Regions from separate parts of the Homo sapiens genome. Here region 1 is linked to region 2. Evidence: chromatin loops called from intact Hi-C (ENCODE). Cell type or tissue: endothelial cell of umbilical vein. All regions are shown on one strand. Links, peaks and the distances in the headings refer to the core of each region. The heading gives the core; the rest is flanking DNA. Region 1 overlaps VPS36 (vacuolar protein sorting 36 homolog). Region 2 overlaps THSD1 (thrombospondin type 1 domain containing 1).

Region 1 (8,000 bases), core at 1-8,000, 55 kb after region 2:
AATACTTGCATTTTAATGTCATTACCACTTTATTTTTATTTTTATTTTTATTTTTTTTGAGATGGAGTTTCTCTCTGTCACCCAGGCCAGAGTGCAGTGGTACAATCTCAGCTCACTGCAACCTCCACCTCCCGGGTTCAAGCAATTCTCCTGCCTCAGCCTCCTGAGTAGCTGGCACTACAGGCATGCACCACCACACCCAGCTAATTTTTTTGTATTTTTAGTAGGGACAGGGTTTCACCATGTTGGTTGGGCTGGTCTCGAACTTCTGACCTCAAATGATCTGCTCACCTTAGTCTCCCAAAGTGCTGGGATTACAGGCGTGAGCCACTGTGCCTGGCCTCATTACCATTTTAACATTTACTTAAATGAAAAAAGGGGCTCTACACCATGTTTCAAAAAATACATTTAAATGTTTTAACTTATTACAGCTAATAAATGAAGAAAGTATAGAATTAAATAAGACTATTACCATTTTGCAACCTCCAGTGAAATAACAGATCTAGGTAATGACTGTCAATGGCTGTTAACATCACAAAAAATTTTTTAAAAATTAAAAAAAGACAATCAGACATTATGTATCTCTTGATGGAAGTACACAACAGCCTCTATGAAATAGTCCTGCAATAATAATTTAAAAAAACCCTAACAAACCTTTATTATAAATACCAGTTTATAGGAAATACATAGGACCAGAAAAGCACACCCTATAGTCTAAACAACTAATTTCTTCAGGAAACACACGGTGGGGTGGGAGGTAAGAGGCAGGAGAAGAAAGAACCCATGAAATTAAAAACAAACAAACAAACAAACTTTTGAAACAAACCAACAAACTGCAATGAATCCTGATTGAAACAGACCAACTGTAAGAGAAAATGTGAATACTAGGCCGGCACGGTGGCTCACACCTGTAATCCCAGCACTTTGGGAGGCCAAGGCAGGGGGATCAGCTGAGGTCAGGAGTTCGAGACTAGCCTGGCCAACATGGTGAAACTCTGTCTTTACTGAAAATACAAAACAATTAGCTGGGCGTGGTGGTGGGCGCCTGTAATCCCAGCTACTCAGGAGGCTGAGGCAGGAGAATCGCTTGAACCCGGGAGGTAGAGGTTGCAGTGAGCTGAGATTGCGCCACTGCACTCCAGACTGGGCGACAATAGTGAGACTCTGTTTCAAGAAAAAAAAAAAGAAAATGTAGCACTTTGGGAGGCCGAGGCGGGCGGATCATGAGGTCAGGAGATTGAGACTACGGTGAAACCCCATCTCTACTAAAAATACAAAAAATTAGCCGGGCGCAGTGGGGTGGCAGGCACCTGTAGTCCAAGCTACTCTGGAGGCTGAGGCAGGAGAATGGTGTGAACCTGGGAGGCGGAGCTTGCAGTGAGCTGAGATTGCACCACTGCACTCCAGCCTGGGTGACAGAGCGAGACTCCGCCTCAAAAAAAAAAAAAAAAAAGAAAATGTGAACACTAGATATTAGATAACATTAAGAAAGTATTTTAATTTTTTAGATTATGAAAGGGGATTATAGTTGTATTTAAAGGAGTATTTATCATTAGAGTTACATAATGAAATGTTTACAGATAAAGTGATGTGATGTCTGGGATTTGCTTTAAAATAATTTTGAGTGGAGGTTGGTTTACAGGAGAAGCTGGATGATGGCCACAGAGGATTCATTATACTATTCTATTTGGCATAGGTTTGAAATCTTTTTTAATACAAGTGCTTTAATAAACTCTTGACTGCCTGAATACTATCAGACTAGAAGATGAATCTATATTATGGAATGATTAATAGTACTAAATAGTAAAGACTAGATGTATGGAAATATATCTATTCAGAGAAAGATCATATATTTCCTTTTTAAAAATAAGGAAAACTTCATATCAAATAGATTTAGAAAGTTATAGATGTCAAAAATGAAAATTAAAAACAACTTAGAAAATTACAAAGAATAATAAGCACAATGAACTTATTTAATATACCTGAAAGAAAAAAAAAACATGTCAGTTGACAATAACCATATCATGAAAATAGTTATGCTCTTGTTAACATTTCTAATGACATAGGGCTAATTTAACACAGTTTAAAAAAAAACACATAGGTTTAGTTTTTACCTCTAAAGGCACCTGCAATATTCCAGCCAGTTGTTTGGCCAGCTGCATGTGGTACTGTGTGCCTGAGCCGTAGGTTTCTCTGGTAACTGGGTTAGCTATTCCCATGCTCAGCAAGTAGGATTTAAACCTGATGGTCTATAATAAAAAAGGAGAAAATGCAGAATTAGTCTCTCCACCTCAATATTTGAAATTCTTCCATCACAAATTCAATTCCACTCAATTATGTCTACATATCCCCATTCCTTCTACTGTGTTTCTATGCTGTGAACTATAAGGGAGCAGATTTCCAGGAGTTCCCTGCATACATCTAATTATTCTCCTTCCTACTTCTCTCCTGGTCTCTCATATTCTGTTTACTTCATAAGTTTGATGTGAAAGGAGATTCAGAAAATGCCTCTGCTATATTTAATGCCAACCAAATAGTACAACTGAAAAGAAAATGGCTGTGATTAGACTGTAGACAAACTGAATGAAACAAACATCAAACTTAGGGATATGTATAAAACAGCCACTCCTTGTACATTTCAGTATTTCTGTTTTCTACACTCCAAAAAAAGGCATTGAAATAGCCTTTAATCCTAATAGAACTAATATAATTTTTACGGTTGACTTTTCTTTGGCACTTTCACATATCCTCAAGTCCTAAAAGAAATAAAACAGGCTGGGCGTGGTGGTTCATGCCTGTAATCCGAGGCAGGCGGATCACGAGGTCAGGAGATCGAGACCATCCTGACTAACACGGTGAAACCCGGTCTCTACTAAAAATACAAAAAATTAGCCGGGCGTGGTGGCACGTGCCTGTAGTCCCAGCTACTCGGGACGCTGAGGCAGGAGAATCGCTTGAACCCGGGAGGCGGATGTTGCAGTGAGCCGAGATCGTGCCACTGCACTCCAGCCTGGGCGACGGAGCGACACTCCGTCTCATAAATAAATAAACAATAAATAAAACATAAATAATAAATAAAACAGTACATTCAGAAAGCCAATGTAAACCACAAAAACCTTACTGCATTGTGTTATCTAGTTTCAAATGCCTTAAAAAAAGCAACTTATTTACCTCATCTTCTGTGATGTCACCTTGTTTGTCTTTAATTTTATTAGCAATTGATTTTGATAATTCCACCATTTCCTTAGCCTGTCAAATAAAAAGTAAAGACTGAAAAGCACTATTGTCCCCAAAATGTCTGCTAACAAAATATATTTCAAAAACTGTATCATAATTGGTATGAATTTAATAGGCATAAATGACATATACCTTGATCATTAGTTTGCTGAGGTCTTCAAAGGCCTGAAATGAGAAATGAATTTTGGTTGAAATCCATCTAAAGAATTAAAATGACTTAAAAAAATGAAGCACCCTCTATTTTTTCCCCATAAAAATTTGAAATTTTCAGCCGGGCGCAGTGGCTCACGCCTATAATCCCAGCACTCTGGGAGGCCGAGGCAGGCAGATCACGAGGTCAGGAGATCGAGACCATCCTGGCTAACACGGTGAAACCCCGTCTCTACTAAAAATACAAAAAAAATTAGCCGGGCGTGGTGGCGGGCGCCTGTAGTCCCAGCTACTCAGGAGGCTGAGGCAGGAGAATGGCGTTAACCCAGGAGGCGGAGCTTGCGGTGAGCCGAGATCGCGCCACTGCGCTCCAGCCTGGGCGACAAAGCAAGATTCTGTCTCAAAAAAAAAAAAAAAATTTAAATTTTCTTGCAAATATCAATTTGTTAATAACTATTTATATAAATAATAAATCTACCTTATTCTAAAATTTCATTTTAGCTAAAAAACCATACATTTTCCAAACAAACTGCAAAAGAACTTCACATTTTCAAAGAAAATAATTATTATTGATTAAATAAGCAAAAGGTGATATAAACAGTAGTTCAGAAAATATTATTTACTGTTATTTGAGAAAAGTAAGAAATTCTGTCACTGTCACTGGTTTTTTCTAAAATCATTTTCTAATAGGAAGTCTCTAAGAATCAAAAGCACTACAAAGCTTTCCTGGTTGAAAATGGCAATACACAGCTGCAGGAATAGTTCTCTGGGCACAATAATTTTGGCTTTAAACAGGTATTACTTAACTGAAACAGTAAGTTTAGCAAGTAAGATAATCAGTTTAAGTAAGATAATCAGCCTCTGATTATCATACTCATTATGCTTGTAGATATGGTGGCTATCACAAAAGAAAAACATTCAAATACCATCTAAATGTATCTACATAGAATCAACTGTTTAATTTGCTACAGCAAAAAACTACTTCAAAGGCCTCTTTGAATTTAAATATATTTATAATAAATTATTTCAAGTTACTGAAAATATACTCCCAGTGCAGAATCTTATCTAATTGATGCATACAGATGTTATTTTTTAAAACCAGTTAAGCAGCTTGTCATTAACTGAAATATCAGTCCATATGGTGGTCTGAAACATATAATAGTGGCTCTGATCAGCTTATGCCCATCTGCAGGAAAGCATCCCCCATCTGCAAAAGGATTTTGCTAAAAGAATAGTGTGTTGCGTATTCTTATGGCCAACTCACTAAGGTTAATAACTGAAAACAAAGGGGAATGTGCACACACCTAACAGGAATTTCCTTAGATAAACAAAAGGCTTAAACACTGGATTCTTATCAGCTAGAGCCAGCAGATGCAGGAAACCCTTTGTGAGAAACTCTGGGCGCCAGCTCTGAAACTAAGTCAATTCTAACATTTAAATAGAGGGCAAATCACACACCAACCTAGTTTTCAAAAATAAAACACACATTTTGCACACTTAGGTTTTTACTTTTAATATATAAGATATTAATAGATTTTTTTATCTGTGTAAAGAAAACTGGTAAAGATAACACTTTTAAATTGTATATGGTAAATCACTGTATTTATTATATTATGTTGCTGTAGAAAAAATAAGCTGAGAGTCCACAAAGAATATGTAAATAAGTCCTGTAAACTTATACATAGGCAATAAAAAAAGTAAATATTTTTGTGCCTTAGAAGAAATGTCTATAAATATTTTAAGTGATTATAAAACACAGAGAAAAGCTTCCTCACTTTTATTTTTATAATTATTATAAAATTTGGAATTAGTCAACTATCAAAAAATGAGTAAAGAAACTACCTACAATAAAAATTAAAGCAAAAGAGATGCACATATCCATTCTATAATTGCATCTGCCAGTTTATGGAACCTTGTATCCCTCTACCACACCTATAGTCAAATTTCCACTCCAATTTTGAGAAAAACAGCACCTGTTTTAAAACCAGGAGTACCCCCTTAAGCTGACTTACAGCATGATTTCTTACTTACTTTTAGTTATCACTTTGGCTATTAGCATCAGTAACTCAGTATATTCTTGATTTTCCACTTCAGTACTCTTGAATGTGCCTTGCATATTCCATTCCCTTTTCCTGGGTTCTTCTTATCCATGCTGGTCATCTGCTAGAGCCTATTCATCTTTCAGCCTTTGACTTCCATATTCCTGCTGCTAGCAAGCCCTCCGTGACCTCAACAGAAGTTAGGGATCATGTTATACACCCCTGCTGCAGCCTATATCTTCTCCTTGCAAGGTGTTTCTCCCACCGTGGATAATGCCTCTTTGCCTGCCTGTGTCTGTGCATCACCACAGTATCCACAGCCTCTGATACAAGGCCTGGCACAAAGTAGGGAGGAATATCTGCTGAATAAATTAATGATCTGCATGGTTAATGACCTGCTGAATAAATTAATGGTCCGTATGGTGAGCACAATGCTTATGTAGAATCCTTTGAACTATGTGACTCCAAAAAAATTAGACTGAAACAAAATAACTTACTTTATAAATTAAGAAAAACATTATTTTCAACATAACATTGAGTTAGTATGGCAGTATCAGAAAGAAAAATACAAGTAGCAATGCCAGGATCTAGGCAGGAGAAAGAAAAGAAAAGCAACAATGTAACCACAGACCTGAGAATGCAAGAGCCCCAAGAGAGCCAATAGGGATTCACCAGAAAGGAAGGCAGGCCAATTAGAGAACAGTGCCTAAAATGGGGAGGATGGTGCCTTCTTCAATTACGGGAGGGTCCACTATTAACCTTTTATTTCAAAATAATATCTAACATCTAAAAGATGTTAAGAAGATGATACAAGCTATGAAGGGTCAATATAAATCAGAAATAGGTGACAGGACTCAGGAAAGAATTAAAAATAAAAGAAAAAAATCATTTCAGAAATAAAGTCTACACTAGACATTAGTGAATAAACACAACAGATGAAACCTTCAAAGAGGTGAAAAAGAGGAAAACTTTCTAAATAAAAAAGAAATGAGGAAAGAAATGAAAAGCATTAGAGTCACAAATTGTGAAGAAAGGCAGTGAAACTGCAACATACAGCTAATAGGAGTCCCAGAAGAAAAAAAATCAAAGCAATTATTGAAAATTACAGGCTGGGCACAGTGACTCACGCCTGTAATCCCAGCACTTTGGGAGGCTGAGGCGACCGGATCACGAGGTCAGGAGTTCGAGACCAGCCTTGCCAATATGGTGAAACCCCATCTCTACTAAAAATATAAAAAATTAGCTGGGTGTGGTGGCACGCACCTGTAGTCCCAGCTACTTGGGAGGCTGAGGCAGGAGAATTGCTTGAACCCGGGAGGCAGAGGTTGCAGTGAGCCAAGATTGCGCCACTGCACTCCAGCGTGGGCAACAGAGCAAGACTCCATCTCAAAAAAAAAAAAAGTAAGTTATAATGCAGAAAAATTTCCCTGAAATTAAAAAATTCCTGAAACTATATACTGAAAAAGCACAGCACGCACCTAAGAATAACAACTCAGAATGACTAATACACAGACACATTCTAGTAAAATTACTGGGCTTTAAAGTAAAATTTAAAAATCCTTTGCCCATCTAGGAAAAACAGCAAGTGTCTTTTAAGGGGAAAAAATAAAATTATCATCACTCTTTGATAGCAACACTTCATGCCAGACCAAAAAAAAAAGAAAGAAAGTAATATAATGAAGGCACTCAAAGAAAGAAAATGTGAGCTGAGGATTTTAAATCCAAGAAAACTGACCTTCATGTATAAGGAAGACAAACATGGCAGATACAGGGAATATTGTTCCTATGATCATTTCCTTAAAAATCTACTACAGAATGAGGCTTCAGACAACCAAAGCGACCACAGAGAGCTCAGCATAAGGACTAGTGGTACTAAACATGGAGGTACTTATAAAACTAAGAGTCAATGAGAGCTGGAGCTGAGGCAGAGAGTGTATGTAGTGGCTGTATGCTCAGACAGCGTAAACACAGTGCACCTATTTTTCAAATGTACAAAGAATGGGGAAAACACATAAAATTTTTTTTCAACTGCTTTAGTAATTATCTGGTAGTGTCATCTTAAATTTGAATAGAAAAGATAAGTACGCTCTTGTTAGGCACTTTATATTAACAACAACAAAATTCTAGCTCTGTCCATTGAAAAAGCCTAGAAACAAAGATCAACCCAATACTGATGAATATTACTAGCAGGCAGATTGTGGTTCTGAAATATCATTTCCCACTAAAAGAAACCAGAGCGGTCTGGGCGCGGTGGCTCATGCCTGTAATCCTAGCACTTTGGGAGGCCGAGGCAGGCGGTTCACGAGGTCAGGAGTTCGAGAGCAGCCTGACCAACATGGTGAAACCCCGTCTCTACTAAAAATACAAAAATTAGCTGGGCACAGTGGTGCGCGCCTGTAATCCCAGCTACTCGGGAGGCTAAGGCAGGAGAATCGCTTGAATCCGGGAAGCAGAGGTTGCAGTGAGCCAAAATAGCGGCACTGCACTCCAGCCTAAGCGACAGAGTAAGACTCTGTCTCAAAAAAAAAAAAAAAAAAAAGAAAGAAAGAAACCAGAGTTTCTCAGATAAATGGT
Region 2 (16,410 bases), core at 3,433-11,432:
AGTTCACAGAAGCAAGTGTCAAGTGTCCCTGAGAAGTCAAGGACGACATGGAAAAGGACACAATGAATCTGGAGATAAGAAAATGCATTTATTTGTTCAAGTCAGTGAATATGCATGAAGCACCCATTAGGTGCATCTCCTATTCAAGGCACTGGGGATGAAGCAGTGAACAAAATAGAAAATAAAAATCCTGGCCGGGCGCGGTGGCTCACGCCTGTAATCTCAGCACTTTGGGAGACCGAGGCGGGCAGATCATGAGTTCAAGAGATCGAGACCATCCTGGATAACACGGTGAAACCACGTCTCTGCTAAAAATACCCAAAATTAGCCGGGTATGGTGGTGGGTGCCTGTAGTCCCAGCTACTCGGGAGGCTGAGGCAAGAGAATGGCGTGAACCTGGGAGGCGGAGCTTGCAGTGAGCCGAGATCGTGCCACCGCACTCCAGCCTGGGCCACGGAACAAGACTCTGTCTCAAAAAAAAAAAAAAAAAAAAAAAAAAAAAAAGAATAATCCCTGCCCTCTAGTATTACATTCTAGTGGGGAACACAGACAATAAGCAAATAAATACGTGAATATTTAATGTATTGAATAAGTGCTCTGAGGAAAAATAAATCAGGTAAGGAGGATATGGAATTGGGGTTGGGAGAGGTATGAATCCAATGTAATAGACTGATGAAAGGTTTCAGTGAGCAAGTGCAAAGGTTTGAAATTAAACTGATTTTTCTGGAATGTGTTTCAATCTAGGGAAAGCAAAAGCTAGACTGCAATTAATTGAAGAGTGAATGGAAAAGAGGAAGAAAATTGCTAATAAAAGAGGAGCAATGGAGTAAATAACTTCTCCAAGAAGCTCAACGCTAAAGGGAAAGCATGAGTTCCTAAGCACAGGTAGAAGAGGTAAAGAAAAAGTAGGAAAAAAAGGCTTAGAAACAGATAGGTGTGTAGGTTGGAGGATACAAAACCAGGTTGTGAAGTTGCACAGTCTCTCAGAGGCCATCTTTCACTCTGGTCTGTGAGAATGTTGCTCCCTAGAGTTGTGAAACAGGTGTTACCAACTCACCCCCTACACTGACTCCATCTTTGCTATAAATTGGAAAGAAAGAACATCTATTCTCAATAGAGCAAATACAGGCATATCATGGTGGTTTTGACTGGTTGGGATACAGAAAATAAACAAACACATATGTAGAATTTATCAAAAGAGCTAATGTCACAATGCAAAGGAAGTTGAATCTAGGAATAAACAAAATGTTGGCCACATAGCATTGGAAGCTCAGAGGATGGTGGGCCACTCATGGGGCCCTTTACTTACACTGTCTCATTTAGTGTTATCAAGAGTCCTGCAATAGGATATTATTTTTTATAAATGAGAAAACTGAAGTCCACAGTGGTGAAGTAACATGCACAAACTCATGCAGCTGGGAAGTGATAGAGCCAAAATTCCAAAGACAATGAACTTTCCCCTGTAGCACGCGGCTTTACATACAAAAAAGAATAGGATATATGATCCCTGCTCTCAGAGCTCACACACTATTAGGGGAAAAGATATATAAATAACTGTAAAACAATGAGATGAATGGGAAACTGGTTTATGAGCAAAGTACTATGGGAATATAGGCTTGTAAATCCATTCTCTCAGGCAGCTGTATATTTACCGTAGACAGGGAAGGAGAATAAGAACGACAAAGGCAAGATAGTAATACATTTCCATGATGATACAGTGAATATCCTTCATTGCCATCTTAAATAGGTATTCATAATTTACCATTTAGAATCAGAAATTTCTTAAGTTTATGAGGTTATTATGACCCTTATTTGCAGATTTTTTTAAGTAGAAAGAGAGTTTAAGATTCATGCATTTAAAGTAAAGTGCTTCAAGATACCAGTATTTTTATATTTTGTGTAAGGAATGGGGGGAAATAAGAATATAAATATAAACATATAAATATATAGCTTATTTGTGCATAAATGTATACTGAAGGTCAAATAAAAAACCTCTGGGGTAGAAGTTTGTGGAATGGGCTAAAAGAGATAGGAATGGAAGCAAGACTTTTCTGAATATATCTTTGTATAGAGATTTTCTTTTTAATCCATGTAACCATTTTACATATTCAAGGAAAAACCAGTGCTGGGCATGGTGGCTCATGCCTGTAATCCCAGCACTTTGAGAGGCCAAGGCAGGTGGATCACGAGGTCAGGAGTTCAAGACCAGCCTGGCCAACATAGTGAAACCCCATCTCTACTAAAATTACAAAAAATTAGCCAGGCATAGTGGCACATGCCTGTAATCCCAGCTACTCGGTAGGCTGAGGTAGGAGAATTGCTTGAACCTGGGAGGCAAAGGTTGAAGTGAGCCGATATCACGCCATTGCACTCCAGCCCGGGTGACAGTGAGAGATTCCATCTCAAAAAAAAAAAAAAGAAAAGAAAAGAAAAAAGAAGCTAACAGTAAAATTAAAAACAGACTGAAACAAATTACCCAAACTCTGTGTTGAATTGATAATATAGCCACACAGAGACAAAAATTTGGAATGAATTTTGAACACTGTGTAAGATATACATCTTACTACTGTATATTCTAAGGACAAAAAGAATTTCAAAAACATATCGAACTTCATACTGTATCTTATTTTTAGTAGTAAAGATAGCACTTTGATTTTGTGACTATTTTGTGTATGTTTTAGGACAAAGCAAATATTTTGATATTATTAGAAACTAAGGTGATCAGTGTGAGAAAAAGTGTTCATATATCAAATTATAGAAGCTAATATGTATTGTTAAAATCTGAATTGATCTGTGTATGAAAAGACACAATCAACAGAGTTAAAAGGCAATGCACAGAATGAGAAAAAATATTTGTAAATCAAACATCCGACAAGGGGTTCATATAAAAATATATAATGAACTCCTATGGCTCACAAAACAACTCAATTTTTTTAATGAGCAAAAGATCTGAAAAGACATTGCCCCAAAGAAGATATACACATGCCCACAAGCACTTCACTAATGATTAGGGAAATACAAACCAAAAACACAATGAGGCTGGGCGCAGTGGCTCACACCTGTAATCCCAGCACTTTGGGAGGTCGAGGCGGGCAGATCACTTGAGGCAGGAGTTCAAGACCAGCCTAGCCAACATGGTAAAATCCTGTCTCTACTAAAAATACAAGTTACGCTGGGTGTGGTGGCTCATGCCTGTAATCTCAGCATTTTGGGAGGCCGAGGAGGGTGGATCACGACGTCAGGAGATCGAAACCATCCTGGCTAACATGGTGAAAACTCGTCTGTATTAAAAATACAAAAAACTAGCTGGGCGTGGTGGCATGTACCTGTAGTCCCAGCTATTCGGGAGGTTGAGGCAGGAGAATTGCTTGAACCCAGGAGGCGGAGGTTGCAGTGAGCCAAGATTGTGCCATTGCACTCCAGCCTGGCCAACAGAGTGCACTGTCTTGTACACTGTTGGTGTGAATGTATAATGGTGTAATGCTATGAAAAACAGCATGGCGGTTTCTCAAAAAAACTAAAAATAGAAATAACCATATGATCCAGCAATTCCACTTCTGAGTATATAGCCAAAAGTATTGAAAACAGGATCTCAAAGAAATATTTTACAGCCATGTTCATAGCAGCATTATTCACAATAGCCAAGAGATGGAAGCATTACCAATGTTTATTGATGAATGAATGCATAAGAAAAATGTGGCATATTTGCAACATACAATATGTATGTTGTAAATACACAATGGAATATTACTCAGCCTTAGAAAGAAAGGACATTCTGACACATGGTACAACATGAATGAACGTTGAGGACATCATGCTAAGTGAAATAAACCAGTCACAAAAAGACAAATACTGTGTGATTTCTCTCATGTGAGGTTCCCTAGAGTGCTCAAATTCATAGAAACAGAAAGTCAGAATAGTAGTTGCCAGGAGCTGGAGGGAGAGGGAAATGGAGAGGTGTTGTTTAATGGGTATAGAGTTTCAGTTTTGCAAGATGAAAACATTTCGTAGATTGGTTCCACAACAATGTGAATATACTTAACACTACTGAACTCTACAATTAACAATGGCAAATTTTATATGCTCTTTACAATAAAAACATTTTAAATTACTTTGCTGTAGAGGGAGATGCTATCTTCACCATCTAAGGCTGTTTTATCTAAACATCCTTGAAAAGATAGTCCAGAAAAAAATAAAGGGCAATCTACATTCTACAAGACAACTGGCTCCATCCATTTAAAAAGTCAATGTCATTTTTAACAAAAGGGTATTTTGGGGGATAATGTAGAATAAAAGAAGGCATAATCAAGTGCAATGCATGAATCTTAATTGGATTCTGAATCAGAAAAAGAAGGGCTATAAAAGACATTTTGTGGGCACTTGGGGAAATCTGAACATAGACTGGATATTAGATTATTTTAGGGAATTGCTTTCTTAGGTGTAATAATAATAATATGTGTTTTGTAGAAGCACAACCTTCATTTTTTTTTTCGAGTCTCCCTGTCGTCCAGGCTGGAGTGCAGTGGCGCGATCTCGGCTCACTGCAATCTCTGCCTCCCGGGTTCACACTATTCTCCCGCCTCAGCCTCCGGAGTAGCTGGGACTACGGGCGCCCACCACCAGGCCCAGCTAATTTTTTTGTATTTTTAGTAGCGACGGGGTTTCACCGTATTAGCCAGGATGGTCTCGATCTCTTGACCTCGTGATCCGCCCGTCTCGGCCTCCCAAAGTGCTGGGATTACAGGCGTGAGCCACCGCGCCCGGCCGAAGCACAACCTTATTCTTAGAAGATACACTCTGAAGTGTCATGTGTATCTGAAAGAAATCTTCAAATTGTTGAACAACACATGTACAGTAAATTGAACTACATGAAATTGTTTCTATTCAATTTTTATTATAATTTCTTTGTTTTTTTTTTTTGAGACGGAGTCTCGCTGTGTCGCCCAGGCTGGAGTGCAGTGGCGTGATCTCGGTGCACTGCAAGCTCCGACTCCCGGGTTCATGCCATTCTCCTGCCTCTCAGCCTCCCGAGTAGCTGGGACGACAGGCGCCCACCACCACGCCCGGCTAATTTTTGATATTTTTTTAGTAGAGACGGGGTTTCACCGTGTTAGCCAGGATGGTCTCGATCTCCTGACCTAGTGATCCGCCCGCCTCAGCCTCCCAGAATGCTGGGATTACAGGCATGAGCCACCGCGCCCGGCCTTTTTATTATCATTTCATATACTTCAACCTGATAAATAAGTATAGCAAATATTAATGGTTGTTTCAGCCTGGTGATAAATATATGAATGTTACTATCCTATTCTTTCAACTTTTTTGATTACTTGGAAATTTTATTAATAAAGTTTTGAAAAAAAACAAAATAAGAAAAAAAGTTTGACATCAAACTCACGGAGGAAGTGAATGCTACTTTTACCACTTAGTACCTAATGATGGCAACAATGCCAAGAGAAGTTTCCGGGGTGGGAGCTGTTGGGGGCACCTGAGGCAGCTTTATTCCATCCACATCTTCCATTAAGAAGGCTTATTGCCACCCACAATAAGCATAACCCTACCTAAGAATAGTGTGCTTGGCTACTCTGGGCATACTGCCTATGGGGTACTCCTGCTCTGCAAGGAGCAGTAAAAAAAAAATTTAAATTAAATTAAATTAAAAAACAGTGTGCTTTAGCCCAAGCCTCCTAAGCACTAGATTTTGGCTCCTAAGGCGCACTAAGTGGATGCTTTGTGACCTGGGCGAGGTGCTTAATTCTCCAAGGACTTAGTATTAAGTAAATATGAAGAATAAGGAGGAAAGAGTTCAGGATGACTTCCACATTTCTGGCCAGAGTGACACCTTAGGAAGAGAAAGCGTAAGCATCCCTGGGGAGTTAGGAGTTATTTCAGGCCAAAGCACTGAAGGAAAGAGAGACCTTAAAGAGAAGCTTTAACAGTGGTATATTGGACTCAGTGCCGTCTTTTTATTTAATTATTTAATTATTTACTTATTTTTATTTTTTTACTTTTTGAGACAGAGTCTCACTCTGTCACCCAGGCTGGAGTGCAGTGGCCTGATCTCGGCTCACTGCAACTTCCGCCTCCTGGGTTCAAACAATTCTCCTGCCTCGGGAGAATCCTCCGAAGCAGCTCAGACTGCAGGCGCGCGCCACCACACCCGGCTAATTTTTTTTTTTTTTTTTTTTTTTTTTTGAGACAGAGTCTTGCCCTGTTGCCCAGGCTGGAGCACAGTGGTGTGATCTTGGCTCACTGCAAGCTCCGCCTCCCCACAGCCGGCTAATTGTATTTTTAGTAGAGACGGGGTTTCACCATGTTGGCCATGCTGCTCTCCAACTCCTGACCTCAGATGATCTGCCCGCCTTTCCCTCCCAATGTGCTGGGATTATAGGCATCAACCACCCTACTCAGCCTATATAGCCATCTAATTTAATATTGACCAAATGAAATTTCTTTTTGTACCCCAAGCTGATGAAGAGGAATGGAGCAATTTTGTTTTTCAAATATTCTATAATGAGCATACATTATTTTTAAGGAAAAATTATTTTTAAAGTGGTTCTACGGTATAAAACTCAGAAAAAGCAAAATTTTAATTACAAGTAATTATATAATTATCAGCTAAATAGTAAACTTTTAAGTTCATACATTTGAACTTTTATCAATCAATTTATAATAATAAAATGCCACGTGATGTGTTTTGGCAACAGTTGAGGGAGAAACTGGTAACAGCAGCAGCAGCAGGATGGGGGGGCACCACACCCACCCACCCACACCGGCAGCAGAGGTGGCATCCTGAGAAGAGGCAGGCAGTGAGAGACTGCCACAGCTGGAATGACCAGAGAACCATCAGCAGGGCAGGGCAGCTGTCGGCATGAACCATCTAGTCTCCCCAAGGAAGGGAAAAAATGGTGTGGGGGAGGTTGGAGATCCATTAACACTAGGAGCAAATCCTCCCCCTAATAGCCACAAGATGACTCACCGAATATATTTCCAGACATTAAAATAGATTATCTCTGATACCTACCAGGATTGTTATGTTTGGTTTTTGTTTTGTCAATGTAAAAAAAAGAAAAAAAAAAAGGTTAAGAGTAGAGGAAGACCTAGAACAAAAAGCAATTGTTCCTTGCTTTTTATCTCCCCAGCCTCAGTCCCACTTCCAAAGGGCAACCACTTTGACCTTTGTGGTTTTAAATTCTCCTGATGATCTTCAACTGTATGAATAGGATTAAGCTGCTATTTTGTGACACTATTGACTCTTGCAAGGACTGATAAAAAGTCAGCTTAATTCACCCCCCTAAGGTGCACATGATAGTTAACATCACAATTTTTAGTCCTATTGTCCACTCTAGTAATTTTGATATCCTTAAACTTTTGTTTTTAGTTCTATTAAATACAGACAGCACCTCTTGGCTCTCCATTTTGTGACAGGAGATTTGAACTCCTATTTCTCTTGAACTCCCCACCTTTGCTTCTACCTCCAAACTTCTTATTTTTTAGAAATGAGGCCTCCCTCTGTTGCCCAGGTTGGAGTACCTCTGGTGCAATCATAGCTCATTGCAGCCTCAAACCCCTCTACCTCCAAACTTTTCAAAGCTGTACTCTCCTAGATATCCATGACTGACAACATTTATATTCCCTTCAGTAACTATTTTTTTCTTTCTTTCTTCTTTCTCTCTCTCTCTCCCTCTCTCTCTCTCTCTCTCCCCCTCCCTCCCTCCCTCTCTCTCTCTTTCTTTGCTTTTTTTTTTTTTTTTTGACAGAGTCTCACTCTCTTGCCAGGCTGGAGTGCAGTGGCGTGATCTCAGCTCAGTGCAACCTCCGCCTCCCAGATTCAAGTGATTCTCCTGCCTCAAGCCTCCCGAGTAGCTGGGTCTATAGGCATGTGCCACCACACCCAGCTAATTTTCATATTTTTAATAGAGACAGGGTTTCACCATGTTGGCCAGGATGGTCTCAGTCTCTTGACCTCGTGATCTGCCCTCGTTGGCCTCCCAAAGTGCTGGGATTACAGGCGTGAGCCACCGCGCCTGGCCTGTCTTCCATAAGTTGGTTCTAATAGACAATAACCAATAAGCAGCATTAACATTATGAAAATGTTGGTCCACAGCAGAGCCAAGTAGTATGCTGTGATTGATTTTCCTCTGTGTAATCACAATGTCTCAACCCTGTGCTTCTATTTCTCAAAATCATGGTTAGTTTACTTTGTTGTTGTTGTTGCTTTGCCTAGTATTTTTTTGTTGTTGAAAGAAGAAATCTGTGCCATCTTACCCATTCTATTTCTTGGAATATTTTTCTTTTGAAAGCCCATTGATGACTCAGTTTAACTTAATTCATATTTGTTTTATGGTTTTCTTATAGAGTCTTTCAGAAAATAAAATTTCTAGGTGCTTATTTTCCTTTTCTTTGCCTGAAGTATATCTTCAAGTTCTTCCAACTGTATATTCCATGAAACACCTTTGTTTCCTGGATCCCCCATTCTTGCTCAAATATGAACTGGTGGCTTAGTCACCCACAAAACTGACATTCTGAGTCACATCTGCAGCTGCCTGAATCCCATGGCTTCCTCAGGATATTCTGCTCTTTTATTGATGGAGTACATGCTCTAATAACTCCTCAAGAAAAGGTGCCTGGCAGGTAAGCTTTCTGAGTCTTTGCATGTGTAACAATGTCTTTATATTGCCCTCGCAAGTAATTTGACTGGATAGAGGCGTCTCAAGTTGAAAATCATTTTCCCCCTGAACTTTCAAGCTATTATTCCACCATTTTTAGTGCAGCTGATGATCAATCTAATGCCAGCATGCCTTTTGTTTCTTGTAGAAGTTTGTGTTCCCGTTTCTGGAAAGCTTTTGAATAGCTGGTCATTTACTGAACAAATTTTATTGAGCTGCTACTCTATGGCAGCCACAAGGGCTAGGACTTAGGGACACAATGGTGAAGACTAGATTATTTCTAATGAAGTTTCCCACATATCCACCAAAGACAATGCTTGAGGCATCTTCCTTTTTCTCAGAGGCAGAGACCAAATTAGCTTAACTTTGAAATACAGAGATTTTATTTATTTATTTTTTTTGAGACAGTCTTGCTCTGTCACCCAGGCTGGAGTGCAGTAGCACAATCTTGGCTCACTGCAACCTCCGCCTCCCAGGTTCAAGCAATTCTCCTGCCTCAACCTCCCAAATAGCTGGGATTACAGGCGCCAGCCACCAAGCCTGGCTGATTTTTGTATTTTTAGTAGAGGCCGCGTTTTGCCATGCTGGCCAGGCTGGTCTCGAACTGCTGACTTCCGGTGATCTGCCTGCCTCGGCCTCCCAAAATGTTGGGATTACAGGCGTGAGCCACCATGCCTGGCCCAGAGATTTTATTCTTAGAGCTCCAGAAAAGTGGGCTAGGTAGATAGAGAAAATGTTAGATGCTGGTGTTAGCTCACTGCGATATTAATTTAGATGTCTGATTATAACGGATAAGAACATAATTTAACAGAAAATCTTTCTGTTCATAGTATTTTCCTTTACTTTCCACCTTTCCCATATCTGTTTTGGTCTGACACTGTAGGGTACATCACTGTGAAATCAAAAACAAGCAAGCATGTACCCTTTGTCCTCAAAGGTTGGCATGCAGGCCTGTGAACTTGGAAAGACAACAAAGCTTTCTAGCATGATAAACAAAGAAAATGAAGATTAAAAAATCTGGTTTCCTCTTCCTGGCATTAGCAAATACCAGCTGTCCGAGAACTCTGAATAATCTACTCCTCTTATTCCTAAAAGGTAATTAATGTTAAAACATTGCCGAAAGGAGGTATATTTTGATTTTCAATTAAAATGACACAAATGAAGTGGCAATGCAACAAATATGAGAGAAAAATAGAAAACTGCAGTATTTGCATTTGTGATATTTTTCCCATCTAATTTCACTCTCTCCAATGGTCCCTGAAACATCACCTGCAGGCTGACATCCTGATAAACTCTAAAAGGAAGACAGAAAACAAAATCTAAAAGGCAGGGTGGGTGTGGCAGTTAGAGAGGTCACCACGAAAAAGAAGAAAAATGCAGCTACTCTAGGGATACAGATAAGTCATTAGGGTCAAGGGTTGAAAGGAGTACATGAGATTGCAGACTGCCCATGTGGTAACTAAAACTAATGACAGACTTCTAATAAAGGAACAAAACCTTTAGATTCTTTTGTTTGGCCTTTACTGCCAAAAAAAGCAAGTTGCAAAACCAGTCCTAACATTTCATTAAGCAATGGAAAGCTTCTTTCCATTGGGAAAAGCTAATAGAAGTGTCTCTTCATACCCTCTTAAAAAGGGCCAGGTTTCTCCTGATGTTTCTGCTATTAGAAAAGACTTGTAGACTGAGCATGGTGGCTCATGCTTGTAACCCCAGCACTTTGGGAAGCCAAGGCAGGCAAATCACTTGAGGTCAGGAGTTCAAGACCAGCCTGGACAACATGGCGAAACCCTGTCTCTACTAAAAATACAAAAATCAGTCGGATGTGGTGGCAGATGCCTGTAATTCCAGCTACTCAGGAGGCTGAGGCACGAGAATTGCTTGAACCCAGAAGGCGGAGGTTGCAGTGAGCCAAGACTGTGCCACTGCACTCCAGCCTGAGTGACAGAGGGAGACTCTGTCTCAAAAAAAAAAAAAAAAAAGACTTGTAAAGTTTGTGATGGTAGAGTGGAAAGAGCATGATATTTACAATAATGTTATCAGTGCATGTCCTAGCCAATCCTGTTATTCTCCCTGTATCTCAAATGTCTTGTCTGTGGCCAGGTGCAATGGCTCATGCTTGTAATCTCAGCACTTTGGGAGGCTGATGCAGGTGGATCACGAGGTCAGGAGTTCGAGACCAGCCTGGCCAACACAGTGAAACCCCGTCTCTACTAAAAATGCAAAAATTAGCTGGGCCTGGTGGCAGGTGCATGTAATCCCAGCTACTCAGGAGGCTGAGGCAGGAGAATCACTTGAACTCGGGAGGCAGAGGTTGTAGTGAGCCAAGATCATGCCACCGCACTCCCACCTGGGTGACAGAGCTAGACTACGTCTCAAAAAAAAAAAAAAAAAAAAAGCTTTGTCTGTAAAGTGTAGAAGATTGCAAACACAAACAAAAGGGATTCTAAATGTCTAAAAAGGCTTATTTCCTTCTTTAATTCATTCTTCTAACTAAAAAAGCTTGGCTGGGCGTGGTGGCTTACACCTGTAATCCCAGCACTTTGGGAGGCCGAGGCAGGCAGACCACGAGGTCAGGAGTTCCAGACCAGCTTGGCCAACATGGTGAAACCCTGTCTCTACTAAAAATACAAAAATTAGCCAGGCCTGGTGGTGAGCACCTGTAGTCCCAGCTTCTCAGGAGGCTGAGGCAGAAGAATCGCTGGAACCCAGGAGGTGGAGGTTGCAGTGCGCTGAGATTGCGATCGCGCCACTGCACTCCAGCCTGGGCAACACAGCAAGACTCCGTCTCAAAAAAAAAAAAAAAGCTTAAACTGTAAAAAATTGTAAACTGTAAAAACTATAAAAAATTGTAAACTGTTCTACTTACTTTACATATACCTAATTAATGCATTTTCTGAACAACATGATAAAGTTATGTTTAAGAAAAACATACATGCACCAGTTCTCACGCTGAGGTATCTGCTGCCAGTTTGGTCCAGGAACATGTAATCAGCATCCTGGTCCCAGGTAGTGGCATGGTCAGTACCTACTGCCCATTTCCTCAGAAGACAATACTGTCCTTTCCAAAATGTTTACTATTTATTTGCTCAGAACAGATAGGTCTTCATTTGACTCACTACCTGAACCACCAGCTTCTTACATTATCTCTTTAAAGCAGAATTAATTCATATAATTTTGTCAAGTCACCTGGACTCAACTCTAATCTGAAAGTTCTTGAATATCTGTGGTATCACCATTTCTAAGTAGTTCAGCAGTCTAATGGTCATAACTAACTTAATCAGCCAAATATGAAATCTGTTTGATGCTGCCATTGTAGGAGTCAAATTCTTAATGTATTTATAACTTAATAAATTGCAATTCAGAATTATGACACTAAGTTAACTTCGCTCCATCCCTTTTTAGTTGAGGTTCCAGATTTCTGCTTCAGGTTGGAAACTGCCAATGCAATGTTCAGAGCATGTTCTACTCAAAAGTCACATCTTATCTTTCATAGCCACATGACAGACCAAGCCCCATTTGCTCATTTACATTTTATTATCATTGTTATTACTAATAAATCAATAGAAATTGAATAACAAAGGAAAAAGCTCAAGATAAATAATTTCTTCCTTGTGAATTCAAACACATGCATACACACACATCCTCCTCTGTGTGTTACTTCCTCCTCACATTCTGTCCTACGGTACAAATAGTTACACAAAAGTCTACAAAACGCGAGTAGCAGACCCCAGCTGTGTAAAGCTCAGGCTGATTCTCAGTCTAGATCACCAGCTTCTCCACGCTAAGTGTACTTGTGGTTTCATCCTCTTCATTTGACCCAAAATATCCTGGGAGGTCCAGCATCCTCTGCTCAGCCTCAGTGAGGCCAAACGACGTATTGTCATAGAAGGCAAACTCAGGGTGAGTGGGGAAGCTTTGACACTTGTCTTTTCTACACTGAGAAGGGCTCAGAGAACTGACCCTCTGGTAGTTATCTTTGGGGGATATGGGAGAAGACTGCTTCCTTGAGACACTCTTGTGACTGGGGGACGGTCCCCGACGAGCTCTGTGGGGCTCTGTTCTCTCAATTCCGGCCACTAATCCTGCCTGGTGATCCCCAAGGTCTGGTTTCCTCAAGGGCTGCCCCAAAGTGTAGGATTTAGGGAGAGGGTTTAATGGACCACGGGTTCCACTTGCCTCTTGGAAATGCTCCAGTTTTTCAGGAAACAGGTGGGCACCTCGACTCTGAGGCCTAAATCTGTCCTCTGCCTGCTCGCAGGTCCGCGTCCTAGAGCTGTAGGCAGGGGCCTGCCGTGGAGTCAGAGTGGACATGCTCCTCTCTCGGAACGGCCGGGCCTGCCTGGCTTCATGGAAACTCGCTGTCCTCCTGAAATGGGCGTTCCTGGCATGGCTCCTTTCGGACGGGCCCCCTCTGCTGCCCACGTGCCTTGCCTGTGACTTGCGGATCAGAGTCTGGCTGGGGCTTATGGCACAACTGGCCTGAGTCACATTTAGATCCAGCCTGGAGGGAGGCCTTTCCCCGGCACTGACCGCGGGCTGCTCCGGAAATGGGGATTTGATCCGGAACTTGTTTGCTGCAGCTTCTTCCGGGCTTTCCAAATCTAAGGGAGCGCTGGGGGCCGCATCAATGGCAGTGTCTGTCAGGGGACTCTGAGACACGTGATACACTTTGGTAGTTTCCGTCAGACCTTTCTTTTTCATCTCCTTTAACTGCTGCTGGGCAAGGCGGTAGCTGAACAGAGGTGGGATTATCTTCTGGGCGTTGGACTGGAAGCTCTCGCTGCCAGAGGCATCATCCTCGGGAGGTACCGGCCCGCTCCGCCTGTAGGTCAGAGGGATGCCTGTGTCCCCTGGACTCCCCGTGGGCCCGTCTCCCCCATCCGAGAAGCTCCCGCGCTGCTCGCTCAGCTCGCAGATATTCTCCTCGTCCGAGTTCTTCCGGAAGCTGGGGGAGTGGATGGAGTTGTGTCGAGCAGGTGTGCTGCACTTGGCTGGCCGGCCGAACCTCCTCCACAGCGTGATGAGCACAGTGGCAATGATGATGAACAAGCACAAGGATATACCAGTGACAGTCACGATGTTGTTGGACTTCACTGGACCCTGGGGCTGAAGAGGAGATGGGCTGGATGGCTGGAAAGCTGCAAAAAAAAACAAAACAAAACAAACAAACAAAAAACACAGAGGAACAGATGTATTTTTACTTTTTCTTTTCTTTTTTTTTTTTTTTTTGAGATGGAGTCTTGCTCTGTTGCCCAGGCTGGAGTGCAATGGTGTGATCTCGGCTCATTGCAACCTCCGCCTCCCAGGCTCAAACAATTCTCCTGCCTCAGCCTCCCAAGTAGCTGGGATTACAGGCATGCACCACCACGCCTGGCTAATTTTTTTGTATTTTTAGTAGAGCTGGGGTTTCATCATATTGGGCAGGCTGGTCTTGAACTCCTGACTTGTGATCCACCCGCCTTGGCCTCCCAAAGTGCTGGGATTACAGGTGTTAGCCACTGTGCCCAGCCCAAATATGTATTTTCTAGTATTGTTTGCTCTGCACGGTTTTAAGGTCTCTGAGTCACTCACTCTAATTATCTAGCAGTTAAGGAATGATGGAAAATAAACAAGGACTGGGATTTCTGGTCTTACATATGGATTTCTGCTGGCAGCTGAAGCCAAACAAGATCACCAAAGGGGAAACACTGCAAAAACAGAGACCCACAGAAGCGAGGTGACCTGGTAAGCCATAATCAAGGTGACTCCCATGCTCACCAGCTCCTGCTGGAATTGGCCTCCAAGTTTCCACACAGAAGTAGCATGTAGAAATTTTCTTTTTCTTTTTTTTTTTGTTTTGAGACGGAGTCTTGCTCTGTCGCCCAGGATGGAGCACAGTGGCACGATCTCGGCTCACTGCAACAACTTCCGCCTCCACGGTTCAAGTGATTCTCCCGCCTCAGCCTCCTGAGTAGCTGGAACTATAGGCGCATGCCACCACCCCTGGCTCATTTTTTAATTTTTAGTAAAAACAGGGTTTCACCATGTTGGCCAGGATGGTCTTGAACTCCAGACCTCATGATCTGCCCACCTCGGCCTCCCAAAGTGCTGGGATTACAGGTGTGAGCCACTGCGCCCAGCCAGAAATTTTCAAGATAAAAGTCAGTGTTCACTTACGATAATGTAAACATGGTACCTATTGTTAAATGTACCTCTGAGAGGCACATCGGAAGTATAAAATGTGAAATGCAAAATGATTTAGGTAGGCCAAATTTAGGTTCCTACATATGTACATCTTAAGGGAAATTAACTGACGAAAGTAAGACTTGGCAATACATAATACAACTCATTTCCCCCTTCTATTATCCAGAAATTGTCTTTCCTAAGCGTTAAAGCCTCTGCATTCTCTCTCTTCTATTTTCAGCCATCCACTCCCCTTCCTACCTTCCATTGTGAGGGGTACTTTTCTTCTTTTTCCCTCCTCAAACTGGTTTGTCCCACGGTCATCAAAATGTTTCATCAAAATGCAGGCACCACCTGGAGCCTCCACCTGTACTGCCACCAAAACACCTGGAAACCTGAGACCAACTAATGCCACCTGACCCTCCCCTCTCTTTCCCCTTTGGTCACCAGTCCTATGGCTTTTTTTCCCATGTTTGTATCACCACCAGCTCTGTGCTTCATCTTCTCCACCCGTCCTCCCACTGCCCACTCTTTGTACTGTCCCCTAGGGGACAGCTGATTACAAATTCCCCAACATCCCTAACTGCTCCACAGAACACCACCTTCACCTCCTTGTCCCAACTGAAGCCAGGCTACCCTGCAGGGCATGGTTTCCCCCAATCCTCTCAGTGGAAGCTGTCACACATAGTTTCTTTTCCTTTTTTTTTTTTTTCTTTTCCACCTCCTGGGTTCACGCCATTCTCCTGCCTCAGCCTTCCGAGTAGCTGGGACTACAGGCACCCACCACCACGCCTCACTAAATTTTTTTGTATTTTTAGTAGAGATGGGGTTTCACCATGTTAGCCAGGATGGCCTCGATCTCCTGACCTCGTGATCTGCCTAACTTGGCCTCCCAAAGTGCTGGGATTACACATACTTTCTTTATAAGTAAACAGGGCAAGAAGCAGAGTGCGTTCCCCAAGCTCATTCCTATTGCTCTTTCCAACCTGTGCTCTTTCACCTCCATAAAAAACTTCCATTCCTTTGATGCCCATGCCATCCTTGCCAACCACCGTTCTACTCCTCCCTCAACACCATCATCTCCCAACCTCCTGCTAGCCATCAGTCACTCTAGCACCTGGGTCCCAGCCTCCCTCACTATGCCAGAGCTAGGACCATCCAGGTGGCTTCAGGTCCATCCAACATATAGTACCTTCCCACTCTCTGCTCCTCTTCTAAAATCTTAAACCGCTCAACCCACTCTCTAGCTGTGTTCACTACTCTCACTCACTCACTATTACTACATTAAGACTTCTGATTCTCCAGCCCTCCATTTTCTCCCATCTGCCAGACACTTCCCAACCTCACTTCTCCCCCTAACCAATTTACAACCATGATCCATTACTGAAACCATTTTCCTTCCAACAACCTCAATTCTCTTGACCTCTAATACTGAGCTATACCCCTTCCCCTGCTCTGCAGCAGAAGTCTGACCCTAGACATGTGAACCTCAGACACGTGAATTCCTAGCTGCTGCACTGGTGGAGAAAATGAACAACCATGCAGGTCAGTGCCCCTGCGCAGTCACAGCACCCAACCTCAG

What was found. Peaks named below come from ENCODE experiments on the same cell type or tissue, not always from the same donor. Only the 100,000 strongest peaks of a DNase experiment are listed, where the experiment ranks them.
Region 1: it touches region 2 in a loop (4-fold over the local background); 1 of 110 quality-filtered maps calls a loop at or near these places.

The regions. Positions count from the first base shown.
Region 1 is chr13:52,423,818-52,431,817 of GRCh38, forward strand. It overlaps VPS36 (vacuolar protein sorting 36 homolog), which reads right to left. Exons shown (of 14, transcript NM_016075.4): 7 at 3,370-3,402; 8 at 3,172-3,249; 9 at 2,115-2,249. Among named protein-coding and RNA genes, the nearest start is that of THSD1, 22 kb to the left of the region's middle. In endothelial cell of umbilical vein, for the core only: no CTCF peak of the experiment used is centred there; a DNase peak (open chromatin) is centred at 4,684; H3K27ac peaks cover 4,285 bases.
Region 2 is chr13:52,364,986-52,381,395 of GRCh38, forward strand. THSD1 (thrombospondin type 1 domain containing 1) reads right to left here. Exons shown (of 5, transcript NM_018676.4): 5 at 12,182-13,804. The coding sequence ends at 12,426. Among named protein-coding and RNA genes, the nearest start is that of THSD1, 33 kb to the right of the region's middle. RefSeq lists enhancers at 12,443-12,944, 12,945-13,444. In endothelial cell of umbilical vein, for the core only: no CTCF peak of the experiment used is centred there; DNase peaks (open chromatin) are centred at 7,006, 7,396 and 9,626.